Linked DNA regions of Homo sapiens: all the other regions are linked to region 2. A link is a contact called in ENCODE Hi-C or POLR2A ChIA-PET data. All regions are on one chromosome and are shown on one strand. Each heading gives the region's core, a stretch centred on a gene start or an enhancer-like site at or near the end of the contact. The rest is flanking DNA. Distances are from core to core; before and after follow the strand shown. Region 1 holds the start of AKAP13 (A-kinase anchoring protein 13). Region 2 holds the start of ABHD2 (abhydrolase domain containing 2, acylglycerol lipase). Region 3 has its middle 79 kb from the start of CHASERR.

Region 1 (3,271 bases), core at 490-2,989, 3.7 Mb after region 2:
CAAGGCCCACCAAACCAGAAAAGCCCAGGAACGCTTCTCCACAGGACTCACTTAGCACGAGAAATCACTCTGAGCAAACTGACACACACAGTATTTCTCAAATTTTTCTTTTTCATTTAGCAGATGGTAAAGGAATACAACTGAAGTTAACAATAAATGACACTCTGGCCATTTTGCTCCACTATGAATGACAGACATTTAAGCTAGTTCCATCTGGGGAACTGAAACAGAATCATGTTCATATAATAAGCCACACAAACCAAATTAAGTGTAATATGTGCACCCAAACTTGACAAAACTTGTACTTAATGCAGCCTGCAAATCCCCAAGAGTCCACGACAGAATACAAGAATAGTAACAATGATTTATCTCAACTGATCTTAGCTTCTTCACAAACTTGCCAATAATGACCTTTCAAGAACTGCACCGTTTGTCCTCATCTGCGCAATCCAACAGTTCAGAAAAACTGAAGAAAATGCTTCTTCTAAAAATAAAACACTTGTTGTGGGGGGGACTACTAACAAAAAAAAAGGCACACTGGTTTTTACTGTACTGAAGCAATAAACTCTCCAAATAACTTCATTAAGGAGTGTCATTAGCAAAGAATGAACACCAAAATACCGCTCAATCCAATTTTCATTGTGAATTCCGGGATCTAGAAAATTAAATGGGACGGTATCACTCTGCTATAAGAACTATTTCCAAAACAAAACAAACCTATCTACCCCCTTTCTTGATTTTTTTTTAAAAAGTTTTAGGGTTTTTCCTTTTTTCAACTTCACATACTTCGTGGCTTTGCAAAAAAAAAAAAAAAAAAAAAGCAGTAAACCGTATTTACCAAAAAAAAAAAAAAAAGTTTTGTTTGGTATCAAAGTATAGCTGCAAGCTGAGCCGGCTGGCTGCACGGGTCCCAGAGCGCGTGGGGACCGCACGGGTCTCCTGGGCCGCTCGCCTGCGACCCGCGCGGGTCAGCTGGGCCGCACCCCCGAGAAGCCGCGGAGAGGCACCGACAGGCAGGCGCGGCCCGACGTGTTTACCGTCCGCGTCGACCCCGGGGAGCCGCTCCCTCGCGCCCGCAGCACTTGTTCACGGCGCGGACTCCACGGCGGGGACTCCACACCGCGGCCGCCCGCCCCAGGGGAGGAGTGAGCCCGCCCCGGCGGCGCCGACCCGGGGACCCGGGGCAAGGATTCGGGGCCTCGCTGGGGGCGGAGCGCCTGAGGTAGCATCGGCGGCCGGGCGCGCCCCCCACCCGGAAAGCGGCGACGGCCTCTAAGTTGGGCTGCGGAGTGGGAGGCGCGCCGAGCCCCAAGCAGACAATGCGGGAGAAGGGCGATGCGCAGGGAGGAGGGGTCCGCAGACCTGAGGTCCCGGCGCCGCCCGGCGACCCGTCTGTCCAGCCCGCCCCCGAAACCCCCGCAGCCCCCGCCCCTCCTCCGGGGCCCGCCCCACCGAGCAACCGCAGGGGACTGGCCGCGCTCCGCGCCCCGACCCACAAATCACAAAACTTCCCCCAACTCCGCCAACTAAGTTGCGCTCTCACCGTGCGGCTCCCGGGGCTCCCCCGCGGGCCGAGCTGGGACAACTCTTCACCTTCGCCGCGGAGAAAGACAATAGGCGGCCGCTCCCCCGGAGGCGGCTAAAGCGGCGGCGACCGAGGCGAGCAATGGGCACGGCAGTCTCGGCAGAGCACAGGCGCTTCACCGCGGCTGCTCGGGCTCCGCGCTGGCCCTGCACACAGCTCCAGTCCGCGCATGCGCCGAAAGACGCTCGGGAGGGTGGGCGGGGCACGCGGGAAGGCGGTAACGCCTGCGAGTCCTCCCGTGAGTACACGCGGAGCAAGAACTGCGAGCTGGGATTGCACGGCAGAACTGCCCATCTCGCTGCATGAGACCAATAGTAAGGCTCCTGGACGGGGCACTCAGGTTGCTAAGGGAGGCTGAGGTTGACCGCCGCTGCTGCTCGGCGGCAAAGTGATCAAAGTAGGGTGGCTGGCAGAGGCTGCTCTGGGAAATGCCCACCCACGGTCTCCTCTCCGCCCTGTCTCCAGAAACCGCCCTTCCTCTGTGTACTGGTGGTTACCTGAGCTGCAGCACTTAACCACACATCGTGAAATGATTTACTCCTCTATTTCCCCCACTTCAACTCAGGAAGTGGGGTTTAGTCTTCTGTGTCCACAGCCTAGGACCGTCTAAGGTATTAGGTATTAAATATAGGTATTAAACAAGTGTTGGATGGATGCACGGCGCTATGGCGGAATCACAATTGTGACAGTGCATTCCGTGAACTTCTGGCTACTCGATCACCACAAAGTCATTCCGTGTTCGAGCTGCAAAGGACCTCAAAAATCATCTGGTTGCTTTGGGAAACAAAATGTGGTCCGTGTACCAATGGTGCCGGTAACCACCGGCCCACAGAGGAAGGGCGGTTTCTGGAGACAGGGCGGAGAATATATTAGTTGGTACACGAAGAAACTTCTTTTTTCAAATAGTTAAGTGTTTTTAGTGCGCATTAGGAGGGAAATGCCTATCACGTCAAACCACTGTTTCATTAATGTTATTTCTTAGGTCAAATAAAAAGTGGCAAAAAACGAAAGCACTTCAAGAAAAGTGTTAAGTAAAAAACTGAGACAATTTATATGCAGTTGAAGAACGTGTAAAACTAGTTGATAGTGATTGAAGTAAGAACAGCGGTTAGGTAGGAGGAGAAGATTATTGGCTGGGAAGGAGGAGGAGGGAACCCTCTGGGGTGCTGGTTCTGTATTTTGACCTGGGTGATAGATAACAAAAGTATATACATGAATAAAAAATACATCCAGTGCACTTTAGTGCACTTTGCACATTTTAAACATGTATTTTTAATGTCAGTTTTCAAAAATCTGGTACAGGATATTACCCCCCCGCCCCCAAAAGAAAAGCAAAGATGCAAATGACTGCCATTTGGGAAACACTGATCCAGGCGGCTCACTAGCAGTGACCAAACACCTGAGAAAGGGTATTGTGAATACCTGATGTGTGTGCCAGGAACTTCCATTGTTGAATAGCTCCAAATCTCAGAAATGCTCCTAATGTTGAGCTCTGGTGCTCACATATATTTTCTCTTTTTTTCTTTTTTCTTTTTTTTTTTTTTTTTTTTTTTGAGGCAGAGTTTCACTCTTGTTGCCCAGGCTGGAGTGCAATGGTGCAATCTCAGCTCACTGTAACCTCCACCTCCAGGGTTCAAGCGATTCTCCTGCCTCAGCCTCCCAAGTAGCTGGGATTACAGGTACCCA
Region 2 (3,280 bases), core at 46-2,545:
CAAATGACAGAGGGTAGTGAAGGATTTCTCTTTTGGACTCTGCTTAATGTGGCTGTAAGGAAACGGCCTTCGAAAAGCTCTGGGCACAGATCTTGTTGACTCTGCCAAACCTGCAGTCTCTCCAGGTCCCTCTGTGGAGCCTGTTCTTGGAACATGCCTTTGGATTTGGTTACTGGAATGCAGGTGAAACTGACAAACTGGAGGTCCAGCAACCAAAAAAGAGAGATTGGGAAGATTAAGAGAGCGGTCCATGGTAGTTCAAATACAAGGAGTTTCACAGTGGCTAAATAAACCTCTATCTTTTTGTATAATCCAGTCTCTTTGCTAACACCCACTCTTGAGAGCTGAAACCTCAAAATTCATTATGGGTGAATTCAACAGCCACTTGGAACCTAATGGACCCCCAGAAGTACTCTTCTCAAGCTAGGCATCAAAGGCCACTTAGAGTGCATTTGTGGGTAGAGAAGGCCCTTACAGATGGGTCATGCAGTCCTCCCTTGGGAGTCCTAAGCATCCGACACAGGTGGCTGTCATCAGGCCACTGCTTGGACATCGCCAAGGTCGAGGCGCTAGCTGCCCGGCCTGGCAGGCAGCCTCCTGCGCTGCTGGACAGCTCTAGCTGTGGGAAAAGCTCACGAAGGGCCTAGAACAGTGCCGGTCGCGGGGCCGAACTCGGTAAATGTGCTTCCAAGTGGGTCAAAAGCTGCCTTTCTAGAACTTAAACCCACTGGTCCTGCGTGAGCCCCTGGAGCCCCGAAACACAGAGGCCTCTCGGGTATCTCGGGCTGTAATCAGGCCCCTCGGCCCTCTCCTTCCAGGTGCGGATCCCGGACCTTCTTCGCCGAGCCTGAACCGGCAGACCCCTCCCCAGGCCCCTGAAGACCCAGGAGTGAGCACCAATGGGGGAAAGGCCGCGGTCGGGGTTGTCCCCAACCTCGGTTCCTCGGGCAGAAGGGGACAAAGGGCCTCAGGAAGGCGTATCCCCCGCCGCGATCTGGGCTGTCCCCACCACTGGGCAAGCCAGCCCCTGGGACCCCCACGGCGCCAGATGACAGGCCCCCCAGGATCCCCTCAGGCTGCGGCGTGATGGGCCGAGCTACGCCGGGGACCTCGGGGCTCGGAGATTCGGTTCGACGGGTCCGGGGTGCGATCCCCGCTCCGCGGAGCTCGCTCGGCCGTGGCTTTACCTGCGTGTGATTGACTACAGGTGCTCAGCTCGCCCCCAGTCTGGTTCCTGCAGCTCCCCGGCTGCCAGCGGCGCTCATGGATATACAGCCGGAACCCCTGGCCAGTGCAGCTCCCGCCGCTACCGGCCCCGCCCAAGTAACTGCCGCCACGCCCCTGACGACCGCTTCTGCCACGCCCCTAACCACGGAAACCGCTTGTTCATTGGGCAGTTCAGCCGCTTCTCCACTTGCCCCGCGCGCTCATTGCGTCTAGGAGGGGATCCATTGATCAGCGAAGCTGTTCCTCAGAGTGGAGGCGGGATTCTTAGGGGAGAGCTCCTCAGCAATTGGTTACATTTGACGGCTTTAGTCCAGGGACCCAGACGCTACTGGATAAGGCCAGCCCGGAGTGGGCGGGGAAAGGGGAGGAGGGCTAGAAGGTGGGTCGTGTTTGATGTCGATGGGGGCGGGGTGAAGAGACGGGTAATTGTGACCGCAAACTGCTTTAGAGGGCTGGGTAAGGTCAGCTGTCGACTGGGCTCAGAGGAATGAGGTCGGCTGGTAGCTCAGCTGCTGGTAGCTCAGCTGGGGCTCTTATGGGTCCAGGCCGACTGACTGACTCACGTGTACTCAAATTTCGCAGGGGTGAAATTTGAGGTCATATCCCGGGAGAGAGGAAGAAGGGTCGTGAGTCACCGAACCCGAAGGAGAGGAAAAGATGTGGAGGCAGCGGTCTATGGCCTCTTCCAGCTCCGGACGGGGGATGGGGACGCTCTGGGCAATACGGGCCTCAGTTATTGTCCCACTGTCCTTTCAACCCTTAACCAACCCAGTTGGAGGCCGCCTGGAAGAATGTAGCCTTGGAACTAGGGCCTGGAATTGGGGCTCCTACCGGTTGTGTGGGCTTGGGCAAGTCACTTAACCTTCCCGCATGCTCCCTTCACTTGGCAACTGAGGGTAACAATAGTAGTTGATGAGAAGATTAAATAAACTCTGATAAATGCCAACAGTGGCTGGCACTCAACAGGCATTCAATCAAGGCTGATTCTTCCCCCATCACCCACTCACCTCATCCGGCTGGGAAACTAGGCCCATTTCTAAAATTCTATGAGCCTGAAACTGCTTTTGCAATGGCATGTCGTGTACCAAGAATAGAACACTTGAGCGACTTGAAATGCAACCCCTGTAGGGCAGACAAGGCCACCCTACCAAGGCCCCATAGGGCTCGGAGAGAGGGAGCAGGGGATGAAATGAGAGGAGCGATTTAGTCAGAGAAGGGAAGTGGCATTTGTTACCATGTAAATTTTTCCCAACATATTTCAGGTTGTGACAAGGAACAGTGGGCTGGCTCAAGTTTTATGGAGCGTAACCAAATAACATCCTTTGAAGGCTGATCAGCACCGGACCAGAAATCATTGCATGAGCTCTATCTGTCAGAGACCCCTGAAACCCATTCCCCATTCTGAAGGTGTAGACATCACAGAGTGTGGACAGAAATAGCTTCTCAGGCCTGAATGTAGCCCCAGACCCTTTGTGTCTGTCTTTGAAAGAACTCACAGCCATGGTACATCAGAGTGAAGGAGAAGAAAGAATCCTTTGCCATTGCTCTATTTTTCATTCAGTTGTCATGTTACCTTGAAAAAAAAAGGTTTCATCTCAGTGTTTATATATTCCTCTGTATTCTCTTTCATCTTGGAAAAGAAAAACCCAGGCTTCAGTAGCAAAGTCTCTTAGTGATGAACCCCATCGTCCTGACTCTGAGTTAAAACAGTTTGGACTTCCAAAAAAGAGCTTTAGATTATCACTAGATAAGTATATAAGGTAATGCATATGTTAACTAGCTTGGTGTAGCTATCCCACAATGTATACATGTATCAAAACATGGACCGGTACAGTGGCTCACGCCTGTAATCCAACATTTTGGGAAGCTGAGGCGGAGCCCAGGAGTCTGAGACCAACCTGGGCAACATAGTGAGACCCCGTCTCTACAAAAAATTTAAAATTTAGCCTGATGTGGTGGTGCATGCCTGTAGTCCCAGCTAGTGGGGAGGCTGAGGCAGGAGGGTTGTTTGAGCCCAGGAAGTTGAGGCTGCAGTGAGCTGTGATCGCACCAC
Region 3 (3,334 bases), core at 121-2,620, 3.7 Mb before region 2:
CACGGTATATACCTTATTTGGAATATTGCTTGGCACAGTCATTGTTAGATAAATAAAAAAAATCAAAAGAGATGTAGAAATAGAAGTTTGATGAGAGTTCAGAGGAAAAAGATTTCTTTTTCTTTTTTTCCTGAGGCGGAGTCTTACTCTGATTCCCAGGCTGGAGTGCAGTGGCACGATCTTGGCTCACTGCAACCTCTGTCTCCTTGGTTCAAGCGATTCCAGAGGAGAAAGATGTTAATGTTTGTTTTGTACCTAGAACCTCATCGCTGGATGGGATTGTAAAGATCTGTGACTATTTTACACATTTGTTCTTTTTTTTTTTTTTTTGAGACAGAGTCTTGGTCTGTTGCCCATGCTGGAGTGCAGTGGTGTGATTTCGGCTCACTGCAACCTCTGCCTCCTGGGTTCAAGTGATTCTCCTGCCTCAGCCTCCTGAGTAGCTGGGATTACAGGTGCACGCCACCAAGCCTGGCTAATTTTTGTATTTTTAGTAGAGACGAGGTTTCACTCTGTTGGTCAGGCTGGTCTCGAACTCTGACCTCAGGTGATCTACCTGCCTCGGCCTCCCAAAGTGCTTGGATTACAGGTGTGAGCCACTGCACCTGGCCTCCCATTTATTCTTAGCAGTAACAGTTGGTCCCTGAAATTAGGAAACTGACTCTATTGTGATCTTCCAAGAGCTACATTGTCCAGCCCCTGGGCCTGTACATCCTTATGGAGTGAAGACTGACAGTTTTCCCTTAGGTCAGTGGAGCTACAGTGGCGTGTTGGAGTCAGCTGCTCAGAATGATGATGCACTTTTCTTTCCAACTTTGGTTTCAATGACATCATGTTGGTAGCTTGAAACTGGCCATAGCAGGGGTATTTACACCACAGGAATAGGTAAACACTACATATTAAGGCTTTTCCCCTTGGAGATGCCTTGTTAAATATTTACCAACACTCCACTGCCTGTTACAACACAGCAAAAGCCCCTCTGAGAGAAGGCCAGAGAATGTACCTAACTCCTCCCAGGTTGTCCAGTGTTTCATTGTCCCTGGACTGAAGAGTCCCTCAGTGGCCTTTGCTGAGATATTTCAACACCCTAGTCTCTTAAACTGTAAACAAAGGAGAGTCATGAGTTATTTCTGGGTGAGTCAGTCCAATATTGCACAAGCATTTCTGGGGGTAGTAGAGGGGAGGCAAGAGGGAAACTGGGTAGGCTGGGGAGCTATCTAACTGCCCAAGACACTTGAATCCTAAACAAACGGGAACTAAATGAGAGGTGGGAGGGACATAGTCTTTTCTGACGGGAACTGTCTGTGACTCATTCTCTTTCAGGAGTCAGAAACTCCAAAACCTGTGGGAGTGGGGAGGGGCGAGCAGTGCGGTTTTTAGAGAGGTGTGGAGTTATTATAGGGACTCTTAAAATTCTTCTCCCTTGCTCAGTGTGGTGACTCATACCGGTAATCCCAGCACTTTGGAAGGCAGAGGCAGGAGGTTTGCTTGAGCCTAGAAGTTCAAGACCAGCCTGGGCAATGTAGCAAGACCCCAACTGTATAAAAAATAAAAATAATTAGCCAGACATAGTGGTGCATGCCTGTAGTCCCAGCTACTTGGGAAGCTTAAAAATCTACCTCCATTTAACCTGGTAGATTTGGGGATGTGTGTGGTGGGCTGAATAATGGTCTCCCAGTGATATCCCAATATGTGGAAACTGAATGTTACTTTATCTGGCAAAAACAACAAAAACCAAAACACAGGCAGGGCAAGGTGGCTCACACCTGCAATCCCAGTGAGACTCTGTCTCAAAGAAAAAAAAAAACAAAAAAACAAAACCCCAACAACTAGGGCTTTGCAAATGTGCAGGTGTGTAAGTTAAAGATCTTACTTTTAAAACAATTTTATTTTAGGGTGTGGTGGCTCACACCTGTAATCCCAGCACTTTGAGAGGCCGAGGTGGGCAGATCACCTGAGGCTGGGAGTTCGAGACCAGCCTGACCAGCATGGAGAAACCTTGTCTCTACTAAAAATACAACAAAGTTAGCCGGGTGTGGTGGCTCATGCCTGTAATCCCAGCTACTTGGAAGGCTGAGGCAGGAGAATCACTAGAACCCAGGAGGCGGAGGTTGTGGTGAGCCAGGATCGTGCCATAGCACTCCAGCCTGGGCAGCAAGAGCGAAACTCCGTCTCAAAAAAAAAAAAATTATTTTATTTTATTTTATTTTGAGATGGAGTCTTGCTTTGTAGCCCAGGCTGAAGTGCAGTGACATGATCTCGGCTCACTACGCCCAGCTTAATTTAAGGATCTTGATGCCGGGCACGATGGCTCACGCCTGTAATCCCAGCACTTTGGGAGGCCGAGGCAGGTGGATCACTTGAAGTCAGGAGTTCAAGACCAGCCTGGCCAACATGGTGAAACCCCACCTCTACTAAAAATTCAAAAATTAGCCGGGCATGGTGGCACATGCCTGTGGTCCCAGCTACTTAGGAGGCTGAGGCAGGAGAATCACTTGAGCCCGGGAGGCGGAGGATGCAGTGAGCCAAGACTGCGCCACTGCACTCCAGCCTGGGAAACAGAGCGAGACTCCATCTCAAAAAAAAAAAAATATCTTGAGATGGGGAGATGATTTTGGATGATCAGGGTGGGCCTTAAGTGTTATCACATGTATCTTCCTAAGAGGGAGGCAGAGGAAGGCTTGTCTACACACACCAGAGAATTTCTGCCACAGAGACTGGAGTGAAGTATCATCCATGAAGCAAGGAACTCCAAGGACTGCCACCAACACCAGAAGAAAAAGCCATGGAACAGAGGGTCTCCTCTGGAGGCTTCAGAAAGAGCATGGCCCCAGCCGGGCATGTTGGCACATGCCTGTAATCCCAGCACTCTGGGAGGCCAAGGTGGGTGGATAATTTTGAGCTCAAGAGTTCAAGATCAGCATGGGCAACATAGCAAAACTACATCTCTACTAAAAATACAAAAAGATTAGTTGGGCTTGGTGGCACATGCCTGTGGTCCCAGCTATTCTGGAGGCTGAGGTGGGAGAATTGCTTGAGCCTGGGAGGAGGAGGTTCCAGTGAGCCGAGATTGCGCAACTGCACTCTAGCCTGGGTGACAAAGCCAGACCCTGTCTCAAAAAAAAAAAAAAAAAAAAAGAACAAAAAAGGAAATGAGAAAACCTAGACAGAAAAGATGGAATAGCTCATTCAACCTCACAGAGCTGGTATAGAGAAGCAGGATTTGAACACTGATCACTAAGTAGAGAGATGACTAGGTAACCCCAACTGATAGGATTAGTAAGGACATTTTCTGGAGAAGAGATCCTTATAAGGCATTCAGAAGAGCAAATGG

What was found. Hi-C counts contacts between places; a loop is a spot of excess contacts on that map. ChIA-PET counts read pairs that join two places held with the same protein, here RNA polymerase II (POLR2A). Pooled maps may share reads with other maps.
Region 1: a map of ovary shows a loop between it and region 2 (9-fold over the local background). The contact joins the promoter of AKAP13 here to the promoter of ABHD2 in region 2. A Hi-C loop is called at or near these places in 1 of 168 maps with a recorded cell type or tissue (ovary) and 4 of 50 pooled maps. POLR2A ChIA-PET finds 5 or more read pairs at or near these places in 1 of 52 experiments (WTC11).
Region 3: a loop to region 2 is called in a pooled map, with 2.2 times the contacts of the local background. The contact joins the enhancer-like site here to the promoter of ABHD2 in region 2. A Hi-C loop is called at or near these places in 3 of 50 pooled maps. POLR2A ChIA-PET finds 5 or more read pairs at or near these places in 2 of 52 experiments (GM12878 and activated T-cell).

Annotation. Positions count from the first base shown.
Region 1 is chr15:85,379,071-85,382,341 of GRCh38, reverse strand. AKAP13 (A-kinase anchoring protein 13) reads right to left here and starts at 1,739. Exons shown (of 37, transcript NM_007200.5): 1 at 1,544-1,739. It overlaps MIR7706 (microRNA 7706), which reads right to left and starts at 1,746; the gene lies at 1,680-1,746. RefSeq lists silencers at 1,035-1,202, 859-1,428, 1,809-1,888.
Region 2 is chr15:89,086,471-89,089,750 of GRCh38, reverse strand. It overlaps ABHD2 (abhydrolase domain containing 2, acylglycerol lipase), which reads right to left and starts at 1,295. Exons shown (of 11, transcript NM_152924.5): 1 at 1,188-1,295. It overlaps LOC124903573, which reads left to right. Exons shown (of 7, transcript XM_047433432.1): 5 at 819-916; 6 at 1,065-1,683; 7 at 1,810-2,190. The coding sequence ends at 2,024. RefSeq lists enhancers at 636-1,155, 1,097-1,276, 1,887-2,532.
Region 3 is chr15:92,801,932-92,805,265 of GRCh38, reverse strand. No RefSeq gene overlaps it. Among named protein-coding and RNA genes, the nearest start is that of CHASERR, 79 kb to the left of the region's middle. RefSeq lists an enhancer at 775-824. Within about 2 kb of position 1,370, at least 34 of the 41 ENCODE cell types and tissues checked have a DNase peak (open chromatin) inside an H3K27ac peak, as active enhancers do; they include GM12878, where a contact is called at or near this core.